3 separate regions of the Homo sapiens genome follow, and all the other regions are linked to region 1. A link is a contact called in ENCODE Hi-C or POLR2A ChIA-PET data. All regions are on one chromosome and are shown on one strand. Each heading gives the region's core, a stretch centred on a gene start or an enhancer-like site at or near the end of the contact. The rest is flanking DNA. Distances are from core to core; before and after follow the strand shown.

What was found. A loop is a pair of places that touch in the nucleus more often than their neighbours do. ChIA-PET counts read pairs that join two places held with the same protein, here RNA polymerase II (POLR2A). Pooled maps may share reads with other maps.
Region 2: a loop to region 1 is called in a pooled map, with 3 times the contacts of the local background. The contact joins the enhancer-like site here to the promoter of ST3GAL3 in region 1. A Hi-C loop is called at or near these places in 3 of 37 single-sample maps with no recorded cell type and 7 of 50 pooled maps. POLR2A ChIA-PET finds 5 or more read pairs at or near these places in 3 of 52 experiments (A549, B cell and activated CD8-positive, alpha-beta memory T cell).
Region 3: a pooled map shows a loop between it and region 1 (2.8-fold over the local background). The contact joins the enhancer-like site here to the promoter of ST3GAL3 in region 1. A Hi-C loop is called at or near these places in 2 of 50 pooled maps. POLR2A ChIA-PET finds 5 or more read pairs at or near these places in 3 of 52 experiments (B cell, CD4-positive, alpha-beta T cell and activated B cell).

What each region holds. Positions count from the first base shown.
Region 1 is chr1:43,706,123-43,709,005 of GRCh38, forward strand. It overlaps ST3GAL3 (ST3 beta-galactoside alpha-2,3-sialyltransferase 3), which reads left to right and starts at 1,414. Exons shown (of 12, transcript NM_006279.5): 1 at 1,414-1,571. It overlaps KDM4A-AS1 (KDM4A antisense RNA 1), which reads right to left and starts at 1,219. Exons shown (of 5, transcript NR_033827.1): 1 at 937-1,219. RefSeq lists enhancers at 849-1,366, 1,092-1,171 and silencers at 1,302-1,801, 1,832-1,881.
Region 2 is chr1:43,219,942-43,222,824 of GRCh38, forward strand. It overlaps CFAP57 (cilia and flagella associated protein 57), which reads left to right. Exons shown (of 23, transcript NM_001378189.1): 14 at 1,431-1,524; 15 at 2,164-2,354; 16 at 2,883. All of the region lies in intron 1 of LOC105378685 (a long non-coding RNA gene), which reads right to left. Among named protein-coding and RNA genes, the nearest start is that of TMEM125, 49 kb to the right of the region's middle. RefSeq lists an enhancer at 1,438-1,717. Within about 2 kb of position 1,415, at least 3 of the 41 ENCODE cell types and tissues checked have a DNase peak (open chromatin) inside an H3K27ac peak, as active enhancers do; they include B cell, where a contact is called at or near this core.
Region 3 is chr1:43,294,394-43,297,276 of GRCh38, forward strand. No RefSeq gene overlaps it. Among named protein-coding and RNA genes, the nearest start is that of TIE1, 5.1 kb to the right of the region's middle. Within about 2 kb of position 1,443, at least 12 of the 41 ENCODE cell types and tissues checked have a DNase peak (open chromatin) inside an H3K27ac peak, as active enhancers do.

The sequences.
Region 1 (2,883 bases), core at 164-2,663:
CCCGGAGCTGCACCGGCTGGCCCTTAAACAGCCAGGCACTTCCTGTGGCATGGCCCTGTCCAGGTGCAGGAGAGGCTTAGGTCAGTTCAGCTGCTCTGGATGCTTCCTTGTGTCCCTGGGGGTTGAGAGGTGGTTGCTACTTGGTATCTCATTGTGGAGAAAGGGAGGTGCAGGAGGTGATCTTTTCTATGTCAGCTCCCTCCTGGGGCCCAGGGAGGGAAGTTGGCCTTTTTTTTTCTTTGCCCACACTCCACTTGGGGATTCCCAGGGGATGTAGCAAGGGAGGCTGGGCAGAACCAGGCCTTAGTGGATTGGTGAGAGAACACTAATCCATACATCTTTGGAAGAGAGGAACACTTCACCAGCCTTTTTACACAGGATCCCTACCTTTCTCGATGACCCCACTGCCTCCAGGGGTGGGCGCTGGGTTTAATCCCAGCAGTTTTTACTCAACAGCTGACCAGTTTTCCAGAAACTGCACTTTTTTTTTTTGGTCAACCTAATAACTCTTAGGAAACTGCAACTCAGGTGATCCAAATCACACAGACCGGCCCGTTCTCTCCCCTACTGGCTGCCTATGCAGTCGGGTCGACCTCAAGAGAACTGGCCCCAGCCAAAAGCGGCACCTCCCGGCCTGCCAGTCCCTTCCTGCCTTAGGCAGCTCCTCCCAGAAGCCTTTTTGTAGGGCAAACTGCCTTCCCTTTGTAAGGTAGGGCCTTTGGATCCAAGGTTGCAGTTTAAAGACCACCCCGACTTTGTTGAGGAATTAAGTTTTAAATTCCGCCCCAGGCGGATAACACCAGGGCTCAGCCGCAGGAATGAAAAAGGAGTGGGAGGGCTGCAAAGTGTACGTGGGGCTTGGAGGCCTTGTGCCACGCGCGGACTAAAAATGTTCTACGAGTCTCTTAACGCTCACCCCCGTGCCCCCTTACCCACCAGGGCCCACGGAGGTCCGAAGCTTTCGGCCTCAGTGAGCGGAATGGGTGCGCTCACGACCTGGAGGGCGAGATGAGATGTCCCTCGGCGTGAAGTGGCCGTGACTACCCTAGCACTTTGCGTTCCCCGCGCGGGCGACGAAACACGCTCTCGAGGGGAGAGAGCCGTGCGTCCTCTGGGCCGTGAAGCCAGGGGAAGAGGGTTCCTCTAGACAGCTCGATGTGCCCGGGAGAGACACCCACGCTGAACCTGCAAGCTGGGGTGCTCCACCAGCGCGAACCTCTCGCCCCGCACTCGCCGCAGCACTGCTCTCGTGGTAGGCGGGGTGGGCGGGACGGCAAATCCGCGGCTCCTGCGTCTATTGGGCTGCTCGGGGCAGCGCAGCTCCGCATTGGCCAGGCCCTCGCTCCGCCCGGCTTCCGCGAGCCCATTGGTCGCAGGCGCCCGACCGGGTCGCGGCCGCGCGCTCCGCCCGCCGCTGCGTCCCCACTATGGCGGCGCCCATGCAGCCCAGCGCGTTGTGGGCTCCCGCCGGGGTCCCCCGCGGCTGTCGCCGCCGCCTACGCCGCTGCCTCCGCCTTCCTGCCCCGCGTCGGGCCGGGCGCCACCTCCCCCCTGCCTCCCTCTCCGCTGTGGTAAGGGCCTGCCCAGTGCGCTTCGGGGCGCGATGGCTGACCGCGAATAACGGTCGCCGCTCCGCCCCGCCCCTCCCCCGCCGGCCGCGGGTCCCGGGCTGGGCGGGGCGCGGAGCCCGCGCGCTAGTGCCCGGGAAGGCGGGGTCGGGGCACGGCCCAGTCGTCCTTCGGGCTGGGGGCCCAGTACCTGGATGACCTCTCCTGGGTGGGGGCCGCCGAGCCTGGGGGAAAGGCCGGCCGGACGCAGGCCAGGAGGTCTGAGATCATCTCCGTGTGAAACCCCGCAGCGCTGCGCACCTTGGCGCAGAGCACGGACACCGTCATTCGGGCCCTGCTGTGGGAAAAGGAAAGAAAAGTCCAGGGAGCGCCTGAGCGGGAATCGGCAGCGTTTGGGTAGCGGTTGTCATTGCTTACTGCTCTAGCGGGGGCCAGAACTGGGGTCAGTTTGATCGGCAAAGTACGCCTCTCTTGCTTCCTTTCCTTCTGGCACTTTCCCCCGTTGTGTCCTCGGTGCTTTTGCTTGCAAGAGAAAATATCTTAGTGAGGAGGGCAGGTTTGGTTAGGAGAGTGTCCCATGAACATTTTGGATTCCTTTTTACAACAATGTCCATTTTTATGATTCCTCAGTAAGCCTCATTTATGTTTCCTTCACGTATGAGGAAGGAGTGAAACCTGATAACTGAATGTAATTAATTGAGGGAAGGACCAGTGAAGGCGGCTATTACCTCAGAAAGTAAAATACTCAAACTTTTCAGTGGATGTACTGTGAATTATAGATAGCTGGACATTAAGGTAGGAAAAAACTCTTATTAGGTTACTAAAAGTAAGATAGTCCCCATGACAAATTAGGTTGTTTCTAAGGCAGAATTATCTTGTAGAGATGATCACTGAAATGTTTGGTGTACTTTCAAGTCAACAGAGGATTAAAAGGAAGCTGGCACAGAAATTTATAGCCAAATGATACTTTCAAATAATCTCTTAAGGCAATACAGCTCCTCCTATGATTAGAGATTCTTAAGGATATTTTGAGATATTAAGTGGTGAATCTCTCCATTTCGCGTGTCTAACTGTCTAACCATGGTTTAATAAAAATAAAATGTTAACGATGAAACAAGACATTCATGTTCTCAGAGACTAACAGACTTTGTATCAATCAATGGAACGCCTCTTGAGTACATATTTTATGCAAGGCATTGACTGAGGGGAAACTCAAAACCATTTAAGATAAGAAACTTGCTCTAATGGGCCTATAATATACTTGAGGGAATAAAGCACACACATGACAATGATAACTGTGATATGGTCTCTAGAA
Region 2 (2,883 bases), core at 165-2,664, 490 kb before region 1:
TAGACTCTGTCTAAAAATAAATAAATAAATAAATAAAAATAAATGCTTACAATCAATTGCTAAGTGAAAAAAAGCAGAATATAAACCACTTTATGGTGAATGGTATTAATCGGTATTAGTGGTATTAACAGATTAATTAATCTGATCTATAGTAGTAAAATACATATAGAAAATAGATAACAGTATAATTATCTCTGGAAGTTGAGATTACAGATAATTTAAATTTTGTTTTACATACTTTTTGTAATTTCCAAATTCTCTACAATGAGAATTATGATTAGGAGAAACTTATTTTAAAACAAAATGAAACGATAAGAAAAAGCAAAAAGATAAGAAAATCAAAGCATAGATGGAGAATAACTAGCAGAATACTGATTCCTGGATTGTCAGGAAGTTAAATAAAATTAGTCTACATGGCCTTTACATAGTTAGATTTGGTCTGGGACTCTCCCAGATTCTTTTCTTTGTTCTACACAAATCTGGACTCCTATCTAAAATCCCCACTGGGCAAGGTGGCTCACCCCTATAATCCTAACACTTTGGAAGGCCTAGGCAGGAGGATCGCTTGTATCCGAGAGCTTGAGACCAGCATGGGCAACATAGTGAGACCCTGTCTCTATGTAAAATAAAAAATGAGTCTGCCATGGTGGCATCTGCCTGTAGTTCTAGCTACTTGGGAGGCTGGGATGGGAGGACTGCTCGAGCCTGGGAGGTGGGGACTGTAGTGAGTCATGATCTCTGCACTGCACTCCAGCTTGGATGACAGAGCGAGGCCCTGTCCCTCACCCCCTAAAGAAATCCCCAATTATGTCCTTGAGGGATATTTGTTTCTTTAATGTCTATGGGTCATAAAGTTCGGCTAAAAAAAAAAAAGAAAGAAAAACCTTGGCTATTAATTGTATTAATTAATTCACTTTATAATTTTATTCATTTAGCCAACAAACATTTATTTGGTGCTCTATATAAGCCAGGCGCAAAGTTAGGTCCTGAAGATGGCACACCACCTCCAACTCGCCCCCCAAGCCTGAAAGCTTTCCTGCTCAGTTAAAGAAAACACTTCCTCAGAAGCTTACCCATGAGCACAGCCAAGGATTTTGTTGACAGCAATGTGCTGGCAACAGAGGATTCAAATGAATCCCTACTTTTTCACCCAGAAGTCCTTTTGACACGTGTCCAAAACTGAACTCATCATTGACAAACCCATTTAGTAGCAAGAATAGAAATAGGAACAGTATAGAGCTTTTAGAGCAGAATATAACATAAATGAAAAGTGACAATGTGGTTGCTGCTTCATAGAACAGTGCTTGGTGCAAAATGAGGGCTTGAGAAATGTTTGTGAGTGAAGGAGGGTGTTACTTGTAAAATCAGTTCTTGCCCTAGTAGTGCTTTCAGCAGATGTGTGTAAATGAGGAAATGTGACTCTGTTTTAGGTCTTAAGAACAGAAAAAGAGAAGCAGGATGTTTATCACCATGAGCACATAGAAGACCTCCTAGACAAGCAAAGCCGGGAACTGCAGGACATGGGTGAGCCCACAAGTAGAGGCCTCGTTGGTTAGGGTTGGAAGAGCTAGGTTATGGGGAAACACTCAAGAGTCCCCCAGACACAGTAGAAGTCTCAGGGAATATGGCTCTGTCTAAAAACAGGCTACATGTATCCCCTGGAACTCACTGTGGTTTTCACTTCTGTGTTTTTACTCATTCACTAAGCACATTAAACACCTATTGCATGAAAGTAGGAGGCACGGAAAAGGTCAAGTTTGGAACCTGATAGTCTTGCCTTGGGTCCCAGGCTCACCACGTACTTGCCAGGTGCTCTGGGGAGTCACCTAACCTTACCGAGCCTCACTTTGCTATAAAGCAGGAGTCCTAATACTTATTTTTCACACTCAGGATATTCTTCTTGGCCCTGAGTCCCCAAATACCACTCTGTGCTTTCCTGGAAACTTTTCTTCCCAGAGCAGGCAGGCAGGGAGTTTGGCTACCTGATGAGATGATGGGATGAGGGGTTGGCAGCAAGGAAGCTAGGCAGGCATTTGAATCTTGGCTCTGGAGGCAGCTGCTCCAGCTGGTGCTGGAAGGGATGGGAGAGCGCCCAAGGCTCCTGGGTGTCCCTGAAGCAAGTGCTGCTCTCCCACCTTAAATACCATCCTTGCTTCTCTCCAGAATGTTGCAACAACCAAAAGTTGCTTCTAGAATATGAGAAGTACCAGGAGCTGCAGCTCAAGTCCCAGAGGATGCAGGAAGAGTATGAAAAACAGCTCCGGGATAACGATGAGACCAAGAGCCAGGCCCTGGAGGAGCTGACTGAGTTTTACGAGGCAAAACTGCAGGAGAAAACCACCCTTCTGGAAGAGGTACTCACAGGAAGCCATGCTGTGCCTCCCTTTCACAGAGAAAAGCCACCCATTCACTCAGATCTCCATGGCATAGCCACTGTATGCCAGGATGTGTTATACACTGGGTCAGACATGGTTTCTACCCCCAAGGAACTTATATCAAATGGGAGAGACAGCCAAATAACATCGCAAATAAATATAACATTATGACTGTCACAAGTTCTGTGAGAGAAAAATATAGGAAGGCTGGGTGTCCAGTGAACAAGACCAAAGGAGAACAGGGATGGGGTGTTGGTAAGATTGGGGTTGAAGTGGTGGAGCATGAGGCCTGATTTGGTAGGAAAAGAGGGGAGGCAGGAAGACAGGACAGACGGGAAGAAGGTGGACAGGTCAAGGGCCCTGTGGCCATGGTCTCCGTTTCTGGAATGACACTCGCCTTTGACTCCCTGGGACAGGTCCCCATGCTCATCTCACCTCAAGCCCTGTTGGCACAAAGATGTGTGAGTCCCTTCTCCCCTGACCACACGCCCACTCTCTCTGAGCCAGG
Region 3 (2,883 bases), core at 193-2,692, 410 kb before region 1:
GACTCTGTCTCTAAAGTAATAGTAATAATAATAATAATAATAAATAAACAAAGTAAGATTGAACAACCAGAAAGCAGCCCCCATGTGTGGCTCCTGCAAAGAATGCGTGGCTGTGGCCCGAGCCAGCTTTGTCTCATAAAATGTGTTTTGTATGCTAAGTAGGCTGCTGTTGTTTGAGGCAGAAGAACAATGAGTCACTTGTGTCATGTGCTATTGGGTGTGCTATTCTTCTAGGATTTCAGAGTGACCTGAGCTAAAGCAAGGACCTGATGGAACTTAAAGGCAAGACATCCTTAAAATTCATGCCTGCCCATCTCTCCTGGTCAGCCCTTGCCTTTTAAAGGGCACCACTCCATCATCACACAGCACAGAGTTGAGCTCATTGTTTTCCAGAATAAAATTTCAGATGCATGCTGGATACAAAAGGATTGTTTTTCTTCAATCATTTTTAAGAGTTTGAAGGATGACATGCAGATGAAAGCAGCCTCCCTGGGTGTGCTGGCCTTCTTCCTGTCTAGGTAGTATAGTCTAACAGGCCTTGGGCATAGTTAAGCTCTCTGGCTGTGGATCAAACTGTCTGGGGTCAAAGCTGAACACCATCACTTAACTAACCTGAGGATGCATCTGTTTCCTCATCTGCAAAATGGGGATCATAATAATGACACCCGGCTGGGTGCGGTGGCTCACGCCTGTCATCCCAGCACTTTGGGAGGCCAAGGAGGGCGGATCACCTGAAGTCGGGAGTTCGAGACGAGCCTGAGCCCGACCAACATGGAGAAACCCCATATCTACTAAAAAAAAATACAAAATTAGCCTGTAATCCCAGCTACTCAGGAGGCTGACGCAGGAGAATGGCTTGGACCCAGGAGGTGGTGGTTGCAGTGAGCCGAGATTGTGCCATTGCACTCCAGCCTGGGTGACAGAGCGAGACTCCATCTCAAAATAACAATAATAATAATAATAATAATAGTGACACCCATCTCAAAAGGCTGAGAGTCCATGAGGTGTAGGCATCACCTTTTCCCGGCACCTGTAAACCCGTAGCAACTGTTAGCCATTATAATTGAGGTTTGTTGGTGTTCTAGCATAAGACTCTGCATTGCTGGGTAAATTCCATTCTGACCAAAGTGGGTAAAAGTTTGTTATGCTTTACTAAGTACACTCTGAGCTTCTAACTGCCTGAACCCTATGTGGGTGTTGATTTCAGTTTCTGACCTCACAGGACTCCTCTGGGCCAAATGGCCTTTGTCAAGCAGTTTCTATAAAAGGGACTTCTTTCAGAGCCTTGTTGAATTAACTGGGGCTTCCTTTAAATAAGGGCTTGTTTTTAGAAGCTTTCTTTTTCCAACAAGGAAAAGAACACAATGGATTCCAAGTAATCTCCAGTCCTCATCACAGCTTGTCACAAACACCTGGCACGTCTTTTCTGACTAGAGTGAAAACACACACACACACACACACACACACACACACACACACACACACACACACTAGCTTCAGGGACACAGCCTCAGCCTGATGCTCCAAAAGCATTTACTGCAAACTTCCTCTCACTACAGAGTTATTTCCTGGAAGAACAACAAAAACTGTTTTTGAATTGACAATGTGGCTTTAGTTGCTGCTGAAGTTAAGTGAAAGTACCAACCATTGTTACTATTAACCTAAACAAAATCTTAAAAGAATTACTTTCTTTTTCTTTTCTTTTTTTTGGACAACAACAAGAACAAGATATTTTTCCTTTCTTTGCTGATCAGTATGAAGAATGATTTATCAGTAAAGTCAATTTCAGGCAAAGGCAGAACTTAGGAATTGGGTTAAAGTGTTGCTTATTTCAACCAAAAGAAAACTTTCTAATTTGTTTGGGCAGCATTTACTTGGTTCTTCGAAAAGCAATTGTGACAAACAGTACAGAGAGTTAAGGCACTTATTGGCATATAAAAAGATGCCAGCATTTGGAGTTGCACATAACAAAGAAATATCTTAAATACTTTTCAAAATATTCTAGGAGCCAAGACACAAGGGCATGCTTCAGGAGAACACAGGAATGTAATTTGGGAGGAAAATTGCAACTACCCCTTCCCTTTAAAATCACTGAGCAAAACAAAGCAGCATTCTACTTCACATACTGACTTTACATAGTTTATATATAATAGTTTGACTTTAAGAAGCAAAGATGGGACTCTCACTGTTTATCTTTTATTTATTCTTTTTTATTTTTTGAGACAAAGTCTCACTCTGTCACCCAGGCTGGAGTGCAATGGCATGATCTCAGCTCACTGCAACCTCTGCCTCCTGGGTTCAAGCAATTCTTGTGCCTCAGCCTCCCAAGTAGCTGGGACTACAGGCGCGTGCTACCACATCTGGTTAATCTTTTTGTATTTTTAGTAGACATGGGGTTTCACTATGTTGGCCAGGGTGGTCTTGAACTCCTGGCCTCAGGCGATCTGCCTGCCTCGACCTCCCAAAGTGCTGGGATTACAGGCATGAGCCACTGTGCCGGGCCTCTCACTATTTTGAAAAATAATTGCATGGTCACCCATGTAACCCACCCCAGTCTGGCAAGTTTAATTGGGAGAGGTCTCCGTTACTTAGAAGAGTACCAATTTGACACTTTAATTCAGATAGCCCTGACTTCATTTTTGGGGAGCAACTTAGAGAGGTTCATTCTTTCCCCCCTGACTCATCCTCTGTTGATCCAGTCCCGAATTTCACCAGCTTTTTTATGCATAATTTGCATAACAATTTCACCCAAATGGATCTCAACTGAGCATCATTTCTGCAAGAAGACTATGGAGTTTGTCTATAGAGAAAATTAAATCAAATTCATAGACATTTTTAAGAGTCTGTCAAATGTTTCCACATGTATTTACATGTGGTCTAAAA